5 separate regions of the Homo sapiens genome follow, and all the other regions are linked to region 1. A link is a contact called in ENCODE Hi-C data. All regions are on one chromosome and are shown on one strand. The core of a region is the stretch at or near the end of the contact, and the rest is flanking DNA. Distances in the headings are between cores, read along the strand shown.

Region 1 (4,041 bases), core at 1-2,500:
GTCTCGATCTCCTGACCTCGTGATCCGCCCGCCTCGGCCTCCCACATTGCTGGGATTACAGGCGTGAGCCACCGCGCCCGGCCAACTTAAGCTTATTTTCAAAACCACTCAATTTTGACATTACAAACTGGTTTTTGTTTTGTAGAAGGACATTAAGAATAAAGAGCAAAGAAACAATTATGTGCTGGGAAGGGCAGTAGGAGGGCTGGGTCCTAGTCTCCCTTTCTCTTTCGCTAAGCAGCTGTGTGGCTTTGGGCTAGTAACCTACCCTCCCACAAAAAAGGCTTCAAAAGAGAGCAAGCAGAGCTCAGTGGGCATTAAGACATGCGCAACTCCTTTCTTTTAGAGATTAGATGAGGTCGACTCAGTGGCTTGTAAAACTCAACGTGGCAGAGCTGTACAGCCAACTCATGATTCTTAGTGTCGTTTGTTTTGAGTCACACTACACCTCCTTGAACAATCATTTACTGAGTGCTTACCGTATTAGGCATTCAGCAGCAGTGTGTTTCCCATTCAGTAACCTAGTATTGATTATTGGCTACTGTCCCTCCTAGCATTTTTCACTTGACCACTTTCTAAATGGCCTTTAGATTCAGAGTTCAAGTGGAAAAAGCCTAGTGTAAGCCTGGTGTCAGGCAGTGAGTGGCGTGACCCGGGTCGGCAGCTAGTCCTACGGTGGTGATCTAAGAGGGCAGTGACGCCTTCTGACCAAGGGAGTGACTGCCAGATAATCCGGGTGTATGGAGATCCAGAGAGGGGTGAGGCTGGGTTTACGGAGACTACACCTTTGGCTTTGCAGTAACCCCACTGCTAAGGCCATGGGAGGAAACTCTTCTGTGCAGGACGCCTATGCACTTGGCTTCTGCTGCGTAGCGACCGGGTGTCCAAGGCATCCTGCCAGGTCTCCTTCTCCACTCGGGTTTAGCCTCCCCCGCGAGTCTCCAGCTACCTAGAGAGACGTTTCTAACTACGAGATGGCTGGCCTGAAAGGGACACTCCCATCACCGTTGTTGGCCTAGAGTTCCCCGCTGCGGCCTTTTTCTTTTCCCCGCCCCTGGCCTGAGTCAGCGGCCCCAAGGCCGGCGAGGTCAAGTTCCTTTGGGGCGCCAGGGAAAAGGCCATGGCAGAGGTGCTGCCACGCGAAACCTTCTGGGCAGGCACCAGCCAATCATCAAGAGACATACAGGAGCCCCAGCCAACCAGCGCCCGCCTTATTACTGGGAACCGCCCGCTCGGGCCCTTCCTCTACATCCCCGTTCCCGATTCCTGTAGTAGCGGCTGTATTGCAGCCGCCTGCCGAACTGACCCGGGTCTGGGGACTGGCCCCTCTGGCGCCGTTCGGTTTCTCTTATTGCCTTCACTGAGGATGAGTCCCTTTGTGGCTCTATGTGGACCCTGCGGAATCCACCGGCGCAGTTTCATCTAGCGACTGGTGAGGGAGGGCTTGGCGCTGCCCGACCGTGCGGTGCGGCTTCCCTTCAGCCCGGGGGCAGGGGGAGAGTATTCGCCTTCTGGAGGGTGCGGGTGGCTGCGGACGGCGGCGCGGGGGGACCGTGGGGAGGGGACTCTGTGGCCCCGAGGCTGCCGGGCTTCGCGCGAGGCGGCGCGGAGAGGGCCGAGTGGCCAGGGTCCCTACCGCCCCCCTCAGCTAATGAATGGCCTGTCCCGGCGATGCGCTACGCTCCCGTCCTGCTGGACACGCCCTCCAGCGACATTGCATTCCTAGTTGTGATAGTTATGTAGTGTCACTTTCCTTCGAGTCTTGGATTTGAAGCCATTCCTGTGGGCGCTCATGTTCCTTATCCCCTTCCTGGAGTCACAAGTTTGAGTCCACCCTGGGGATACTGACTCTGGGGAAGCAGGTCGTGAAATCTGATAAGTGGACATTGATTGCTATGTAAAAAGGAACTGATTCTTTTTGGAGGGTGGAGGGTTGAGAGAGACAGAGAAGACAGGCCCTTTGTTTTTGTAACAGGCAGAGCTGTCTGGCTCAAAGAGTTTTAGTTCAGCTGCGAATTAGGTAACATAGGCCGTCCTTGACTCCTGTTTTCCAACGTAGTTCATAAAACTTGACTGTGTTAGCCAGAGATTCATGTAGCACCTTTTAACTTATGCCTCGAAGTAGGCCATTTGAAATTTATCAGAAATACTGAAAGGATATGACTTTTATGAGTAGTAGTGTTTCAGTGCCCATAAAGTGGTGTAAATTCACAGGCTTGCCAGCCCCCTCTTGATCATTTCTCTTTTTGTATTTTGAATTCCTTAACTTTTATTTGTTTTAGAAATTGAGGCAAGGTAGATGAGGACAAAACTGGTTTCTAAAAATAATTACATTTGCAAATATTTGCAGAAGCTTTAGTCAAACCAGAGTTTACTTCAAGAAATTTTTTAGGCCGGGCGCGGTGGCTCACGCCTGTAATCCCAGCTACTGGGGAGGCTGAGAATTGCTTGAACCCGGGAGGTGGAGGTTGCAGTGAGCCGAGATCGCGCCGCTGCACTCCATCCTGGGCGACTGAGTGTGGCACCATCTCAAAAAAAAAAAAAAAAAAAAAGATGCCTGTAATCCCAGCAGTCTGGGAGGCCAAGGTGGGCGGATCACTTGAGGTCAGGAGTTCGAGGCCAACTTGGTGAAACCCCGTCTCTACCAAAAATACAAAAAAATCAGCCAGGCATGGTGATGTGTGCCTGTAATCCCAGCTACTCGGGAGGCTGAGGCAGAATCGCTTGAGTCTCCAGCTGCCCTACCAAACTGCTTTTGAATTCAATTATTTTGAATTGAATTCCATGGTACTTTTTTCTACTACACTATACTACTTGCATTGAAATTTTTCTAACTGCCTTTTGGGAGAGCAGTTTGGTAGCATAGAATAGGTGGGATCAAGAGCACTTTTCTGTCGGTATTATTTTAGGTAGGCTTTTTAAACTTTCACATGAATCTCCTCATCAGAAAATGAAAGTGATCATATTTACAGGGGCAATAATAAGGATTATATTTATGTAGAGCACTGTGTATAATGTATAAAACAAAATTTCACCTATAATTTTTGTGTGTTTTTTCCGTTGTTTAATTTTGTTTTGCTTTACTCACTTCCAAAGTATTGACCCCTTACTCTTCTTTCTAGTTTCCCTATCTGTTCTCCAAGCCAGAAACCTGGGAATTACCACCACATCTTGTCAATTCAAGATCCTAAGTATGTCTTTGGATTGCCTGCCCTTTTTTTTTTAAATCTCTAAGAAAAGGCACATAAGGCTGTTCAAAATCCTGTCTATCCTTGTGTGTATGTTAGGCCTCACTTCTTTCTGTCTTCTGAATTATTTAGAAATTTTGGAATGGACCAAGATGATTCTAGTTCTTTTATATTTACTATCCCTTCTGCTTCAAATGTGCTCTCACCCAGAATTTATCAGGCCAACACATATGGTACTCTTTTTTTTTTTAGAAGGAGTCTCGCTCAGTCGCTCAGGCTGGAGTGCAGTTGCATGATCTTGGCTCTCTGCAGCCTTGACTGACCAGTTTTAAGTGATCCTCCCACCTCAGCCTCCAGAGTAGTTGGGACTACAGGGATGTGCCACTACGCCTAATTTTTGTATTTTTTTTTGTAGCGATGGCTTTCACCATGTTGCCCAGGCTGATTTCAAAGTCCTGGGCTCAAGTGATTTGCCTGCCTCAGCCTAACAAAGTGTTGGGACTACAGGCATGAGCCACTGTGCCTGGCCAGTACTCATCTTTTAAGTCTTAGTTTATACATAGTTTATCTCCTGTAGAAAGTCTTACCTGGACCCCTCTTCTGCACTCCCCGTTCCTATGTGTCACTTGTTTTATCTTGACCATAGGTTTATAATTATGATATGTTTTAGTTACTTGCCTAAATAAAATTACTCTCTTCTACCAAACTGTGACCCTTTGATAATAGGAACTGTGTAATAGATCATAAGTTTTGTTCAGTTAGTACATATGTTAAACTAGCTATGCATCCACCTGAGTATTATCCATGAACCTGTATTTTATTTTATCTAAAATATTTAGGTCCTAATTATTTT
Region 2 (4,041 bases), core at 508-3,007, 8.6 Mb after region 1:
AATTGGGTAGTTTGGGTAATAAAGTTTTGGCTTTCACAATATAGGCTGGCCAACTCGACCCAAAACAGATGATGGTGCACATGCCTGGAGACCCAGGAGGACCTGTGGTGCAGATGAAGTCTGAGGACACTCTGCTGGAGAAGTCTCCCTTGCTTGGGCAAGAGAAGTGGGGGAGTCGGATTTTTTATTCTAGATAGGCCTTCAACTGATTGAAGGAAGCCCACCCAGATTATGGAAGGCAGCCATCTTTACCCAGAGTTCAATGATTTTAGTGTTAACCTCATCCAAAGACAACCAGCAAGTTAACACATAAAATTAACCATCACACCAGATCTGCTGAATCTGAATCTACATTTTAAAAGGATTTGCCAGGTGACTCTGCATAATCCAGTTTGAAAATTGCATTTTTCTACAACCCTTAGAGAGTGTAAAAATCTACATGGTAATTCAGTAACTCAGAAACAAGGCTTGATTTGCTGCTTTAACTTGAGAACTTTTCTAGCATTTACTGATCTGGAGGTAGGGATGCCTACAGAAATCCTCGCCCTCCCTTCTAGGTAAAGGACCCTCCCCTTTGTTCTCACGTGAACCTCACTAAGCTTCTAACCTGGTTTACTGAATTAGTGGCTTGTGGGTCTTCCCTGTCTACACCAAACTCTCCGAGAGCATCTACATCTTATTTTCTACCTCCACAGAGACAGCCTTTATTGGCGGATCCAGATCTGCCCTGCCAAGGCAAGCTGGGTTTTCCTAGTTTCACTTTCAGAGTCCGCAAATGCTAGCACAATCTATCCAAATTCTATCGTGGAGATAAAGCATGCACACATACATCAGAGGATTCCATAGGTCGAACCATATGAAACTACCTATGTTGATTACTTTTACCTATAAAACCAGCAACATCATAGGACTCAACAAATTTCCATTGCTGTTTTTCCGCCTAAAAGCTATTTTAGGACCAGGAGCAGTGGCTCACGCCTGTAATCCCAGCACTTTGGGAGGCCGAGGAGGATTGCTTGAGCCCAGGAGTTCGAAACCAGCTTGGGCAATATAATAAGACCAAGCCTCTACAAAAATAAAAAGTAGAAACAAAATTAGCCAGATGTGGTGGCATGCTCCTGTAGTCCCAGCTACTTGGGGGAGCTGAAGAGAATCGCTTGAGTCCAGGAGTTGGAGGTTGCAGTGAGCTGCGATTGCGCCACTGCATTCCAGCTTGGGCAACAGAGCAAGACCCTGCCTGGGAGAAAAAAAAAAAAAAAAAAAAGCTATTTTAGGGACAATATGCCGCCACAGTCACGAGGTAAATATGCCGCCACAGTCACGAGGTAGATCGTACAAAGGTTGCTAACAGTATGGCAACTGACCGCTAACAAGCGAATGTCAAGTTGTGAAATGCACACCACCCACTTCCCTAGTTCGGTCGAAGCCCTCCCCTTAATTATGTGCAATTCAAGTCCCCACTGCCCGCCCGCAAGCCCCCACTCATCCTCGCTGCGGGCAGGGTGGCCCCTGCACTTTACAAGGGGGTGCAGGAGCGGGAGACGGTCGTCCGAACACCGGCTCCCCGGCATGCGTAGACCGGCGGGCGGAGCGGGCTCACTTTGCGCCAATCCTACGAGAACTCCCAGAACTCCGCTTCCCTAGTCCAACCCAAGCCAGAGTTGCCCACACCTAAGATGGCGGCGGGGGCGGAGTCGGCGCGGCCGCCTCTGGGCGGGACCGCGGGGACTAGACGTGGCCGCGGGGCGGTGTCATCGCCCCCGCCCCGCCCGGTCCAGCCAGCTCGGCCCGGGGGCTTCGGGCTGTCGGGCCGGCGCTCCCTTCTCTGCCAGGTGGCGAGTACACCTGCTCACGTAGGCGTCATGAGGTCTCCGGTTCGAGACCTGGCCCGGAACGATGGCGAGGAGAGCACGGACCGCACGCCTCTTCTACCGGGCGCCCCACGGGCCGAAGCCGGTAAGCGGCGGGGTCGTCCAGGGGCTTCGAGTGGGCAGCGGTACCGGGGGCGGCGGTCTCTGGGCCGGCATGGCCCGGGTACCCGCACCCTGCGCCGGCGGGACCGGAGCTGCTCAGGCGCGAGGGGACATTAAGAGGGGAGCCCGTTCAGAGTGCCGCTCAGTCCCGCCTGCCTCGGTGCGCAGAAGCCCCTCGGGAACCCCGGGGGCCGCGACCGTGATCGCGGAGCCGAGCCGGGGCCTCGGCAGGTGCAGCCCCACCGGGCGGGGGCGGGGGCGGGGGCGGGGGCGGGGGAGCGGCGGTGCAGCCGGCGCTGAGCTGGTGGTTATTTTGGGTAGTGCTGAGCAAGGGACCCAGTGGAAGAACGAACTGGGAGAGAATCATCAAATGAATGGGCTAAGGTCCGAGCGGAGGACCCCGGTGTAAGAGCAAACTGGAGGAGAAACCTGCAGATCAGTAGGCAGAGGGCTGTCCTTCCCTGTCACCGCTAGGTTTCCGCCACTGCGTATCCGCCAGCATGTGACCTGGTAGCTTCTTAGGCGGGGAGGGAAGACAAAAAAGGACTGGAGTTAACATTTGTGAGTATGCAGAGGGCAACTATTGTATAACCCAGCTGATATCTTGACATTGTGCAGTAAGAGACTAAAAACATCGAGGACATTTTTTTTCCGTCTGGCAGTCTATGATTTAAGTTAGGAAAAGGTTCAGTTATCCTCAAGATACCTATGGAGTTCTAAAGTAATTTGCCAAAGGTCTTGGAACAAATCGAAAAGCAGGTACGTCATAAAGCATCTTCCCTGAATTTGAGAAAATTAAAATATTTTGCTATTTGACACTTTTGTAATATAGTTTATTTAAAAGTAACGAAAACTAAAGAACAAATCAGTTTGAATGCATTCTATAGTTTCAAAGATCTGTGCGTGAGAAAGAGTTGTGTTGGAAATTTGACTTTGGCTAACCCAGAATTGTATAGTTTCTATATTTTTATTTGTTTTTAATGTTACCAGATGGTGGCAGTAGAGGTGGCAACCTTATAGCTCCATCTGGCAGCCGGGAGCTTATTTTAGTCAACACAAACTGTAAATACCATACCATAGTTACGTTTTACCTGGAAGTCGGACTTAGTTCCATAAACTGATCATTTTCTGTGGCTTGTAGTGTTCAAATTGTATAATATTCCTCATAAAATAATATAGAAATACAGAAATAAAAGTTATAATAAAGATATTTGCCAGAGATTATTACATTGTTACAATTGAAAAATATGTATATGTATAATCAAAATTTAGCACAAATGTTAAACATTATTCTCAGGAAAATGCAGATTAAAATTACAACGAGGCACTATACACCCACTAGAATAGCTAAAATCCAAAAGGCTGATAATACCAAATGTTAGCAGAGATGTGGATAGAAAAGTTATACATCTCAATAAAGATTGAGATGGACAAATGTATACATTTATCACGTAAATTATACTTCAATAAAGTTGATTTTTAAAAAAGTAGCTTATAGCATCCCTTTTAAAAACAATCCCTACTTGATTCATGTGTTGAGTGTATGGATCTTATGGTACTGGCCCTGTCCTTCCTGGCTTTAGGTGGCTACGTTTGTTACAACCATTTCCTTTTTTATTTTCCCTCTTTACATACCCACTGGAGAGCAAGTGAAGTGGAAATAATAGTAACATACTGTTTTTGCTATTTAGAATATGATAAGTTTTATAGAGAAGGAGCATATATGGCAATTAAGAGAAGTATATAATGAGCCCCCATGTAACCAGCACCCAGATTAAAGTTATCAATTCATGGCCAGTCTTGCCTTATGCTCATACATACTGTGTATTTTGAAGCAAATCCCAGATACCATGTCATTTCATATGTAAATATTTCAATTATTTACCTCTAAAAGATAAGGACTCTTTTTAACATAACTACAGTACTATTATCACAGCAAATAAAAATAATGCTTACTCACTTTGGGAGGCCGAGGCGGGCGGATCACCTGAGGTCAGCAGACCGAGACCATCCCGGCTAACAAGGTGAAACGCCTGAAACGCCGTCCCTACTAAAAATACAAAAAATT
Region 3 (4,041 bases), core at 479-2,978, 7.4 Mb before region 1:
GATACAAAACATTTCTAAAGATTATAGAGAACAGTACTAATGGATTTTTTACAAGAAACTAGAGTCCTGCCAGATAATAAAAACATATAAAACAAAAAGTAAAAACTTAACCCTAAATGAAACAATTCTGGACAGATTACTCAGACCCTAAAAGAATTTATCATACAGTCAAAAAGGCATCCATCATAAAGCCCCGAAAAAGGAATGAGTTATGTAATCAATGGTATTGATACAGCTTAACATCTAGAAAAGAACTTAGATCCACGTGATGCTGTAAACCAAAGTAAATTCTAGATGGAGTAAATATTTTAAAAATTAAAGTTTTTAAAAAACGAATTACAAAGGCCTGAATGGGAAATGAAAAGCCTCAAAAGGCACAAAAATACATGATTGTATAAAGTTTCTGTATGTATAAAGAAATGACAAAAAATATAGAGCCCATATAAATGTCCTCATCATAAACGGACCCAAGTCATGAACAATTCACAAAAACAGTATAACTAAAAATGGCGAGGGGTATTTAACTTCACTCCTTTTAAAAAGTTAGCAATTAACTATTACAGCTAATGTATTAGACAAAATTTGGCATATATTATTGATAATATGATCATGCAGTTAGCATCATTCATACAATGCCTGGTAAAGTTCAAAAGAGCTAATGATTAGAGTTCTTACATGTGCCAGGACCTGTTCTCAGTACATTAGAGATACACAACTGAGGTAGATGCTATATTTCACTTTACAGGGGAGGTAATAGGCCAGGAGAGGGGAAATAGCCAGAACACAGCTAGGAATAGGGAGCCCCAGGATGCTAACAGGCGAGGCAAGCAAGTCCCCAGTAAACTAGTAATTGAACATTTTTCGTTCTATTTTAATTCGATACAACACCACTTGGAAAATTAATATGGCAAAGATTCGCTAACTCCACTTCTAGTGATTTAACCCAAAGGCATGTGTATTGTGGGAAAGATAAAACAACTATAAGGAAATAAAAGCAAAAGCCTGAGGCTTAGGGATGTTAGGCTCCTCGTTATTAGTGATGAAAAGTGCTTAAGACTGAAGTGGGTGAGCCATTCAAAGCTTTGTTTCAAATGATCATGAAGGCCACCGCTCCCGGAAAACCTTTGCGCTACAAAAGAACAGGACAAAAACGAGAAAGAGAAAAAACCAACACAAACTGTAAAAGAAATTAACACTTTCAATTTTAGTATTTTCAACTATACACATTTTTAAAGGCTCGAAAGAACATTTAAATACGTTTTCACCTCTTTCCCCCAAAAAAACCTTAACTTTTTTTTCGAGACAGGGTCTCGCTCTGTCGCCCAGGATGGAGTGCAGTGGTGCGATCTCGGATCACTGCAACCTTCACTTCTCGGGTTCAAGCGATTCTCCTGCCTCAGCATCCCGAGGAGCTGGGATTACAGGCACCTTACAGGCCTCCCAGAGTGCTTGGGACTGCAGGTGAGAGCCACCGCGCCCGGCCTCCTTCACTTTCATTTGAACTCTCTTTACCAGGAACTGTGTTAAGTGCCCTACCTTTCTTCTTTATCAAAACGACCCTATGGTGCACTGTTATCCTATTTTACCGACGAGAAAACTTCGGCCAGCGCAGCAGCTAGGGCTCAGTCCCGAAGCCTCGCGCTCTCAGTCCGAGAGCAACCCGCGGGCCGTCTCCTAGGAAACCGGGCTCGCCACACCCCTTGGTCGAACCCCACTTCCGCTCCTGCGCGCTGAGGCTCCGGCGGACCTCTGGTGGACATGGCTGCTTCCCGCTTACCCCCAGCGACGCTAACGTTAAAGCAGGTACCGGCGGTTCTCTGCCTTCCAAAGCAGCTTACCTGGGTCTGAGCTGGATTCTCCATCTGTCCCTATCCCCAACGGGGCGGGTTCCGGGGTCCTGATGCGGCGTGCGCGCCCTCTGAGATTGGCCCGATGCCTGCGGGGCGGTGCTTCGCTCCGCGGGGCCTGACGGGAGGCACTGGCTGCTTCCTTGGTTTGGTGCGATCGCGTGAGACAGCGTCAGGCGCTTGATTTCCCTGAGTCCCGGTGCCTCAGCTGCCCAGTGCCCACGGTAAAAGTCTATTGCACTGAGCTGTGGCAAACAGCAAATGAGATTACCAAAGATTTGAACAACTGTTAATTTAGAAAAAGTGCTGTCGTTGTAATAACAACTTCTAGGAGACCGGCAGCCCTTTTCAGCCCGGTAGGCAGCTCCTGATTTTTTAATGGTTCTTAGGTTTGACAGAGCAGTAAGCAAAAAGATCAGATGAACCTCGTGATGCTTTCTTTAAAACATCTTTTTGAGACAGGGCCTCACTCTCGCCCAGGCTGAGTGCAGTAGCGCAATGAAGGCTTACCTCAGCTTAGACCTCCTGGGCTCAAGTGATCCTCCCATCTTGGCCTCCCAAAGTGCTGGGATTACAGGCCTGAGCCACTGCATCTGGCCAAAAAAAGAAAAAAAAAAGTTTTTCTTTGCCTTTTTCAAAATTGACCAACGAGAAGTACTCTGGTTACAGCTTGGTTTGCTGAAGTAGAACTTTCCAGGCTGGCGATTGTGCAGTAGTAATTGCTATTTACTCCTCCCTTTTACAGTTCGTAAGAAGGCAACAAGTTCTTCTCCTCTACAGAAGGATTTTGCAAACAATTCGGCAAGTTCCAAATGATTCTGATCGCAAATACCTGAAAGATTGGGCAAGAGAAGAATTCAGAAGAAACAAAAGTGCCACCGAAGAGGTGAGAACAAAATCATGGTGAGGACAGATCCTAACCCTTTTTATTGATCAGTGAATTTTTTTTTTTAAGTTTAGCAGACATCTTGGAATATAGTGCCACTGAGCTGGTATATCTTGATCATTGCTTGTAATGTTACCGATTTTAAATTATTATTTTAAAATTTAGTATTTTAAAATATGTAGATAAAAGAGTATCTACACTCTTCAGCATCATCACTTGACTTTTATGTTGTACATTTTATATGTATGTATGTGGAACTCTTTTAGCTTTTCTAAAAGGCAGCAGTTCCAATAGGTAGTATTGGTTCTTGATTTTAACAGATAAAATGGTATAGCTATACCTTGTTTAACCAGGTAAAACTATAACCAGATTTCACTTTATTCTACAGGATACAATCCGGATGATGATTACTCAAGGCAATATGCAGCTCAAGGAGTTAGAAAAAACACTTGCTTTAGCAAAATCTTAACTATAGCATTATTCTGAAGGATTTTCAAAGTCTCCATGTGTTTTGTTGCATTTAGGATTAACAATGGACAACACAAAGCCCAGTCTTACTATTTATATGTACAGTATTTGGTGATAGAGAGCAAAGGAAAAACACATCAGAACAGTTGCCTTAACACTGAAAAACATACCCTGCATTTTGAAAATGTTTATGGATGTCTCAGCAGTTCTTAAAAGAAGAAAAAAACCACTAACAAATGGCCAGTAGATGCTGGACACAATCATTAGGGAAGTGTAAATCAAAACTACTATGAGGTCGGGTGTAGTGGCTCATGCTTGTAATCCCAGTACTTTAGGAGGCTGTGGTAGGTGGATCACTTGAGGTCAGGAGTTCAAGACCAGCCTGGCCAGCATGGTGAAACCTCATCTCTACTAAAAATACAAAAATTAGCTTGGTGTGGTGGTGCATTGCCTGTAGTCCCAGCTACTTGGGAGGCTGAGGCAGGAGAATCACTTGAACCCAGGAAGTGGAGGTTGCAGTGAGCTGAGGTCGTGCCACTGCACTTCAGCCTGGGTGACAGAGTGAGACAGTCTCTAAAAAAAAAAAAAAAAAACAACCCTGAGATTCACATTCACTAGAATGGCTGTAATTAAAAAGAGAAATAATAATAAGTCTTGGTGAAGATGTACAGAAATTACAGAACCCTCATACATTGCTGGTGGGAATGTAAAATGGTGTAGCCACTTCAGAAAACAGACGGTCAGTTCCTCAAAAGATGAAACAGCTGCTGTATGAGTTAGCACTTCTACCCCATGCCCATAGCCATTATTTGGCACTAAAAAGAAACGAAGGACTTATAT
Region 4 (4,041 bases), core at 989-3,488, 5.5 Mb before region 1:
GGCCTTCCAAAGTGCTGGGATTACAGGTGTGAGCCACCGCACCTGGCCCAAATTTCCTTTTTTGTATAAGAATACCAGTCATATTGGATTAGGGGCCCATCCTACTACATTTAGCTAATTACATTTGAAATAATCCTATTCCTAAGTAAAGTCATATTCTAAGGTACTGGAGGTTAGGACTTCATATGAATTTTGAAGTCCTTGAATTCCCTCAAACATAGGGAATTTAACTCACAACATCACATTTCAAATGTAGGTTTTATAACTTATGGGCAAATCTTAATTTCAGAAAATATTACCAAGTGTTTAGAATTTACTAGAAATTTACCTAGTAGGTGTCTTAGTTAAGCTGCTGTTTCATTAAATGCTTATCTTTTTCAAAAGATTTTCCAAATGTAGGAAATGTAGGATATTTCCAAATATCCTAAATTAAAACTAGAAGGGCTTACTTGTTGACACAGTGTGATCAGGACTGCTGATCTCTGAAGCACTGGACAATTCTATAAAATTGTCTATAAAAAAGAATATATTGAACTACTTCTAAATATGGTTTAAAAATAATAGACAAAATGGCTATAAAACATCTGTTACTGAATAAAGAAGAATACATGAGCACTGGAAATCAGTATTTATAATCATTTGACAGTTGGCATTCACAAAATTGTTTCATATTGCACTGGTGATAGTTTCTACATATATCACTTTTTTTTTTTTTTTTTTTTTTTGAGACGAAGTCTAGCTCTGTCACCCAGGCTGGAGTGCAGTAGCTTGATCTTGGCTCACTGCAACCTCCGCCTCCCGGGTTCAAGCGATTCTTCTGCCTCAGCCTCCTGAGTAGCTGGGACTATAGGTGTGCGCCACCACGCCCGGCTAATTTTTTTTATTTTTAGTAGAGACAGGGTATCACCATGTTGAACAGGCTGGTCTCGAACTCCTGACCTCGTGATCCGCCTGCCTCGGCCTCCCAGTGCTGGGATTACAGGCGTTAGCCACCGCGCCCGGCATCATTTTCTTTTCTTTTCATTTTTTTCAGACAGAGACTCGCTCTATCACCCAGGCTGGAGTGCAGTGGCAACATCTCGGCTCACTGCAACCTTCGCCTCCCGGGTTCAAATGATTCTCCTGTCTTAGCCTCCCGAGTAGCTGCGACTACAGGCGCGCGCCACCACGCTCGGCTAATTTTGTATTTTTAGTAGAGACGGGGTTTCACCATTTTGACCAGGCTGGTCTCGAACTCCTGACCTCAGGAAGATCCGCCTGCCTCGGCCTCCCAAAGTGCTGGGATAACAGGCGTGAGTCACCATGCCCGGCTACACAGATCACTTTCTAAATTAGCGCTGTATTTGATTCTTATTTTAGGTATGTGACTAAAAGTACAACTTCTAGAAACACTTTTTTCCCCTTCCGCTTACAAAATGGATCCATCCAATATCTATTACCTAAACATTTCACTGTCTTTTGATTAGTTTTGTAACAAAGTTCACAATATATGCACCAATATTCAACAGAAGTAATGCAATGTCTGATACCACTTGCTTTTTACCCAACGCAAAACAATTTGATTCTGTAAGTCGTTCAAGTCCTATTCATTTACAGAAGCAAAGCTGGCTTTACAGAATTTCATTAGTGGATGAAGCAGCTACCTCCGAAGGGTAGAGCATCGAGTTGAATCAAGGATCCTGTAACCTGATACTATTACTGTTGTTCTGTCTGCCAGTCCTAAATAGGTTTCATAATCTCATTATCTCCTATCCTCTCCATGTGAAAGGTCTTGTTTTGGGTACTGTCGCTACCGAAATTAAGCTAACTTTGACTAGAGATTGGTTTATTATATTTCCCAGATCTGAAATCACTGTGGGAGCAACTATACGGAGAATCTTAAAAGATTTCTATGTCGCTTAGCCTGCTTTTGCCACGGGTTCGCTTTCCCATCTCCCACTGTCTCAGAACCTTCTCTTTTTTTCTCTTTTGCTTAGTTCCTCTTACACTCAAGCTGTGTAGGGGGATTTAAATTCCAACCCGGAACTCGGAATCGCGCGCCTTGCATGACGGAAGTCGTAGTTTCTGTGACTCCTCCCTTCCCGCCTTTCAAGCCGATTCCTCCCGGTACCTAAAAACTACAACTCCCAAAATGCATCCCCGGTTTGGCCCGCCCCCGTGCGCAAGCGCTCTGAGGCCGCCGGATTTGAATCGGCGGCGTTGTTATTGACGCCATATTGGGGCCGGCGGCGGGTGGGAGAGTTCTACGAGGGAGGGGAAGCGGTTGGACGTGTTCGCTTGGGTTCCTGCTGCGGCAGCTACCTCGCAATCTCTCTGCATCGATCGCCGCTCGCAAGCTACTGACCGTACTCGGGCGTATTAGGAGCCGCGTTCCAGCCTCACACCCCACGGTGCTGTTTTCGACTTCAGAAAGGATCTAGTCTCAGCACAGAAGCGCCTCAGGCGCGGCGCAAAGCTCGAGCGGACGGCGGGGGCGGCCGGAGCCTCTCTCGGGGGAGCCGCGCCTGAGGAGGCGGAAGAACCCCCCTGACGCGACTGGCGTGTGCTTCTGCCCGCCACCGCCCCTCCCGCTCTCACCCGGGCCGTCCCTGGCCACTGCCCCTGCCGCGGAGGCAGCGGCGGCAGCGGCTCTCCTTTCCACAGCCGGCGCTCCGCGACCCGCTTGGCTCCTGAGCCCGTCGGGTAGGCTCTCCTCGAGTTCCCGCTCTTCACCCCTTCCCTCACCCTCTTCTTTCGTCACCCGTCCCCGACCCCACCCGAGCCCGGCGCCTCAGCTGCCCCCGGCCATGGCGTGCGGAGCCACTCTGAAAAGGACTCTGGATTTCGACCCGCTGTTGAGCCCGGCGTCCCCGAAGCGCAGGCGATGTGCGCCATTGTCGGCGCCCACCTCGGCCGCTGCCTCCCCGTTGTCGGCGGCCGCGGCCACCGCCGCCTCCTTCTCCGCTGCGGCCGCCTCGCCGCAGAAGTATCTCCGAATGGAGCCATCCCCCTTCGGCGACGTCTCCTCCCGCCTCACCACAGGTGGGACCCGGCCCCGCGGCCGCCGGGGTAGTGGAGAGAACTGGGAACAGGGGTCCTGGGGTGTGGGATGCGGCCCCTGGGGTGGGGGTGCCGGACTGTGTGGTTCTTGTTCTTAGCAAAGTAGTAGGGCAGCCACGTTTTTCACTAGGTCCTCGTAGCCCGAGGACCTAATAAGACACAATAGAAATGGGCTGATGTCAAGGGGATAGTGTTTGGAGGTGGGTAGGGGCTTTGCCTTGCCCGTATTGGGTAGAACAGGGACATCTTTTTCTTTGGGCCGAATGATTGGAATTGTTTCCGTAGTCGCTGGAGCCCCAGCGGAAATGATCAGAGAGGACGATATTATTCGTAAATTTAGGCGAAAGGGTCACATTTCACCCCAATCTGGATGTGTGCTTGCCGTAATCGATTGGTTGCAGCTATTAACTCTGGGACTGGGTGGTTTGAGGCGAGGCTACAGCCCCTCCTTCAGTTCAGACACGGCTGATTTTAGTATAGTGGGGGTGGGGGGTGGGGGATGGATGTCACTAGGGCGAGATCTAGGCCTGTCATTAATCACCCACAAGAACGCCACTTTGGCTGAGTCAAGACCTGTTTCCCTAGCAGGGTCAACAACAAAGAAAATGCTCTTCCCGAGTACTGTAATATGATCACACTATAAGTCTAGACCTTGAGAAATGTTGAACTTTTAATAAGCATATTGCATTGAAAATTGGGGCTGAGGAGTTGCTTTTATTTGGAAATGTTTTATTTTTGCCCAACAAAGTATGCTGGGGGAAAACAACCTAGCCTTGAGAATAATGAAGAAATCAACCCAAGATTCCAAGGGACTTCAGACTTTTGCTTTTCATCTTGAAACATTTCCTGAGAGAGACTGGGGAATGTCTTTTGGCTGCTTTGTAGGGCATGTGTATGCCCAGTTTTTTCTGTACTTTGAAATCCTTGTGTGCCCCTGGCACAATCCTAGGATAGGCTTTTGTGGACTAGAAGTGTAAATGTTTCCTTTGTGTGTAGCATGCA
Region 5 (4,041 bases), core at 1,038-3,537, 5.3 Mb before region 1:
TGACCTCAGATGATCCACCCACCTCGGCCTCCCAAAGTGTTGGGATTACAGGCATGAGCCACTGCACACAGCCCTGTGCCTTATATTCTTATATCTGCAACTAGCAGAAGTGTGCGAAATCACATACATATTTAGAAAAATCATGTGATACCATGACAAACCTGTCATTACCTCCTTTCCAAATCCACCTGCAATTCAGTAAAGGAAAAAGGAGCTTCAAAGGAGCAAGACATGAGGAGTGATCAGAAAGGATCTTAATATAGGGCAGTGGTAGTAACATGGTTAACCATTTGGAACTGCTGGTCAAGTGATGGTGTTTGAGATAGAGGAAGGCCAACAGCCAGAAAATTTCACGATGAAAGAGACACTAAAATGTTTTGATATGTTTAAGGACCGGGCGTGGTGGCTCACGCCTGTAATCCTAGCACTTTGGGAGGCCGAGGCTGGCGGATCACTCGAGGTCAGGAGTTCGAGACCCGCCTGGCCAACATGGTGAAACCCTGTCTCTTCTAAAAATACAAAATTAGCTGGGTGTAGTGGGGCATGTCTGTAATCCCAACTGCCCGGGAGGCTGAGGTGGGAGAATAGCTTGAATCGGGGAGGTGGAGGTTGCAGTGAGCCGAGATCGCGCCACTGCACTCCAGCCTGGTAACAGAGCAAGACTCTGTCTCAAGAAAAAAAAGAAAAGAAAAAGAAAAAAAGCTTGCAGTTCCATAAATTCATGAAATAGTTCTTAAAGCTTCTTATTCATGTAAGGTCTCATCCCAATACAGACATTTGTTATAATACCAAAAATGCTTTCCTGAAAAATCTTACTTTCTGCAAGATACATAAAAATAAGAGGTGCTTATGCAATCAACAGGATTAAGGGATAGACCATTCAAAACCTACAGAACATTATAACCAGGACAAAATAAAACCAGTACCATTTCTAATAAAAATACTACCTTTGAATCTCTACTAGCATAACCTTAAACCCCAGGGCTTGTCCTTTTTCCTTGAGATGTAGTCTTTAAAAGCACTGCTTCTCATAAACCGTTTTAATCAAAATAAAAAATCAGATCCATGACATAGCCTTCTTCATCAATCCATTGTTTTAACATAGGGAGAATGTAGCTTCTTCATGTGCATTTTTCAGCTTTCTCAGACAGCTTAACTTCAGGGGCTTCCCGCTGCACTTACAATAGAACTCAAGGTCTTACTTTTTGTGGTCCAGAACAGCGCTGTCCAACAGAACTTTCTGTAATGATAGAAATGTCCTATATCTGCACTATCTAAAATGGTAGCTGCAGCCACATGTGATGATTGAGCACTTGAAATGTGGTTAGTGCAACGGAGAAACTGAATTTTTATTTAATCTTACTTTATTTTAACTCAAATTTAAATAGCCACATGTGGTGAGTGACTAACACATTGGACAATACAGCTCTAGGGCTTATCTTCTTACCAACTACACTATGTCTTGCAATTTCTTGCCATCTAGGTAGCCAACATGAGGAGGTCTATAAGATATCCCACCACACACACCCGCATCCACATTACTTTTTCATTCTCATTTTTCATGACGCTCCCACTCTTTGTCTACTTTCTGATTATGATTTTTAAATTCCTCTAATATGCCATTTTATTTCTATCTTCTGGGCCGAAGAAACATGCTGTTCTCTCTGCCCTCCTCGCCCTAATCCTTAACCTAACTTCTACTCATTTTTCAGGTCTCAGCGAAAGGGTCACTTTCTCCAAAAAGCCTCCGCTAACCCCCGACAACCTATATTAGGTTCTTCCCACTCTTCTGTTGTCTGCCTAGAACTCTTTTCCTTGCTAACACTTAAAATTTGTGATCGTCAGTTTATCTATGTTTACCGACTTTCTTGACTGCAGAAACTGAATCTGTTTTGTTTACCACTGCATCTTGGTACCTAACGGAGTGCTTGGCGCACAGTATTTGTGAGATGGAAAAATGAGAGACTGGGCCACATCATCAGGACATCCGACCTCCACCAACCAGAACTTAAAAATCCTCCTAGCCATACCACAAGGCAGATCCGCGTCCTCGCTCCCCAAGCAAAGTTGGCCTCAACTGATCTGGAGCAAGGACGCCTCAGCTCAGTACGCCGCTCCCTCCCTCCTCTCCAGCCAGGGAAGGGATGCCTACGTAACCTCGGCTTCATCCCTTCTTCAAAGGGGAATGAGGCAGCGGTAGAGCCACAGTGCGCATCGGCCACCACATACCTTAGACATCGAGGACGTAGCCATGGTCTTACTGACTCTGCGTATTCCAGATGCACTCGGGATTTCCCGCGCGCCCTCGCGGCTGCAGGGCAGAGGTTAGTGGCGAGCCACACGGCTCCTTGATTGGCTGGCATCACCCTCCGGGGCGGGTTTCCGGCGCGGGGAGGCGGGTCGTATAAGGAGGTGGGGCGAGGCCGGAACTGGCGGACTGCGGCGCACTTCCGTAGAGGTGGACATGGCGTGCGGCTTTCGCCGCGCTATTGCTTGCCAGGTATGGATCCCGGAGCGCGCAGAGGAGTCCCTGAGGAGCTAGGGACCCCAAAGGCCTTTCACCGCTGCGGGCCAGTCCTCAGTCAGCTGGAGGGTGGGTCCCACGGAATCCTGTTAGTTTCTACCACCTCCTCCCCCTTCTCTGGAGCTGGTGGAGCTTCAGAAGTCCTGTGGAGCGTCGGCTGGGATCAGTTTGTCTCGGTGAAAAGTAAACTTTGAAAGGTACCTGGTGCTTTCTTCTCTCCTTCCCACCCCACAGCTATGAATGCTTTACCTGGGTGGCGGCAAGTCATTAGACCATGATTAGACCCCATAGAAGTTAGTGTTCTTTACACTTTAGTGACATTGATGATGGATCTGGATTGTTCTTCAGAAGGACCTCATTTTAAAGCTGCTTATTTCTCTTGCAGTCACTTAGGCAGCCTACCCTAGAATTGTTTTTGGTAACGCCCAAAGATATAAGAGCTATCTGAGACTCAGTTTTTCTTGGTTCAGGGTCGTATTTGAACAGCTCTGTTGTGAGGAAGGGCTTACAAAATTGCAATATAATTGCTTTGTTTTGTTTTTCCTTTTTGTGGAGAACGGGGTCTCGCCGTATTGCCCAGGCAGGCCTCAAACTCCTGGGCTCAAGCTGTCCTCCCTCCTCTGCTTCCCTAAGAGCCGGGATTACAGGCCTGAGCCACCGCGCTGGGCAAAATTGCAGTATAAATGTGGAATTAATCAAAAAGAATTTTTAAGACTCATTGGCCACCCTTGCAAGGAAACTTTCTATTGTGGTCTTGGCTAACCCATTTCCTTCTGATTAATGGATGTACTAGTGGACGTAATTAGCCTGGTGTATAATTTATCTTGGCTCATTTTTACAGTATTTCTAGACATTTGTGGGGAAATCCCTCTGCCTTGTCTTTATGTTTATAGATGTACTGCCCTGTCCGGTGATAATTCGCCAAATATCACCAACATGACATTTTGTTAAGACAGCTGAATTTATTGCTCACTGGGATAAGGAAGAACACCACTGAGAGCTTTGGTAGTGTATTAAACTGGGAAAGCAAGGTCAGATTTTACTGATGGGTATGGCTTAAGGCTGGTCTTTCAGAGGGAGAGGGTAGGAGGGTGTTGGAGGAAGATGGCTTGATTAGGGTTGGACTCTGATCTGATACAGCGGTTTAAGATTGATAGGAAAAGCAAAGAGTGCAAGAAGCCTTAAGGCATAAACTATTGAGGTTTTCTATTGGAAGAACTAATAGGCCTGGCATGTGGTTCATGCCTATAATCCCAGCACTTTGGGAGGCCAAGGTGGGAGGATGGCTTGAGCCCAGGAGTTCGAGACCAGCGTGGACAACATAGGTAGACCCCGTCTCAACAAAATTTTTTTTAAAAAGTAGCCAGGCATGATGGTGCACCTCTGTAGTCCTAGCTGCTTGAAAGGCTGAGTCTGGAGGATCACTTGGACGGACCCACGAGTTTGAAGCTACAGTGAGCTATGATTGTGCCACTGCACTCCAGGGTGGGTGACAGAGCGAGACCCTGTAAACAAAA

What was found. A loop is a pair of places that touch in the nucleus more often than their neighbours do. Pooled maps may share reads with other maps.
Region 2: a pooled map shows a loop between it and region 1 (6-fold over the local background). The contact joins the promoter of SLC17A5 here to the promoter of IBTK in region 1. A Hi-C loop is called at or near these places in 3 of 50 pooled maps.
Region 3: a pooled map shows a loop between it and region 1 (10-fold over the local background). The contact joins the promoter of LYRM2 here to the promoter of IBTK in region 1. A Hi-C loop is called at or near these places in 4 of 50 pooled maps.
Region 4: a loop to region 1 is called in a pooled map, with 20 times the contacts of the local background. The contact joins the promoter of AKIRIN2 here to the promoter of IBTK in region 1. A Hi-C loop is called at or near these places in 8 of 50 pooled maps.
Region 5: a loop to region 1 is called in a pooled map, with 15 times the contacts of the local background. The contact joins the promoter of ORC3 here to the promoter of IBTK in region 1. A Hi-C loop is called at or near these places in 5 of 50 pooled maps.

What each region holds. Positions count from the first base shown.
Region 1 is chr6:82,244,953-82,248,993 of GRCh38, reverse strand. It overlaps IBTK (inhibitor of Bruton tyrosine kinase), which reads left to right and starts at 1,250. Exons shown (of 29, transcript NM_015525.4): 1 at 1,250-1,432. RefSeq lists a silencer at 1,448-1,617.
Region 2 is chr6:73,651,708-73,655,748 of GRCh38, reverse strand. It overlaps SLC17A5 (solute carrier family 17 member 5), which reads left to right and starts at 1,757. Exons shown (of 11, transcript NM_012434.5): 1 at 1,757-1,956. The coding sequence starts at 1,863. RefSeq lists an enhancer at 553-642 and a silencer at 1,642-2,311.
Region 3 is chr6:89,636,434-89,640,474 of GRCh38, reverse strand. LYRM2 (LYR motif containing 2) reads left to right here and starts at 1,728. Exons shown (of 3, transcript NM_020466.5): 1 at 1,728-1,803; 2 at 2,593-2,733; 3 at 3,122-4,041. The coding sequence starts at 1,759. The coding sequence ends at 3,202. It overlaps MDN1-AS1 (MDN1 antisense RNA 1), which reads right to left and starts at 1,943. Exons shown (of 4, transcript NR_111915.1): 1 at 1,839-1,943. RefSeq lists enhancers at 1,929-1,978, 2,199-2,428, 1,781-2,980.
Region 4 is chr6:87,700,430-87,704,470 of GRCh38, reverse strand. AKIRIN2 (akirin 2) reads left to right here and starts at 2,238. Exons shown (of 5, transcript NM_018064.4): 1 at 2,238-3,021. The coding sequence starts at 2,787. RefSeq lists enhancers at 1,667-1,976, 2,287-2,346 and silencers at 2,507-2,676, 2,857-3,066.
Region 5 is chr6:87,588,381-87,592,421 of GRCh38, reverse strand. ORC3 (origin recognition complex subunit 3) reads right to left here and starts at 2,287. Exons shown (of 20, transcript NM_012381.4): 1 at 2,230-2,287. The coding sequence starts at 2,253. It overlaps RARS2 (arginyl-tRNA synthetase 2, mitochondrial), which reads left to right and starts at 2,435. Exons shown (of 20, transcript NM_020320.5): 1 at 2,435-2,500. The coding sequence starts at 2,465. RefSeq lists enhancers at 1-469, 470-970, 2,351-2,580, 2,344-3,305.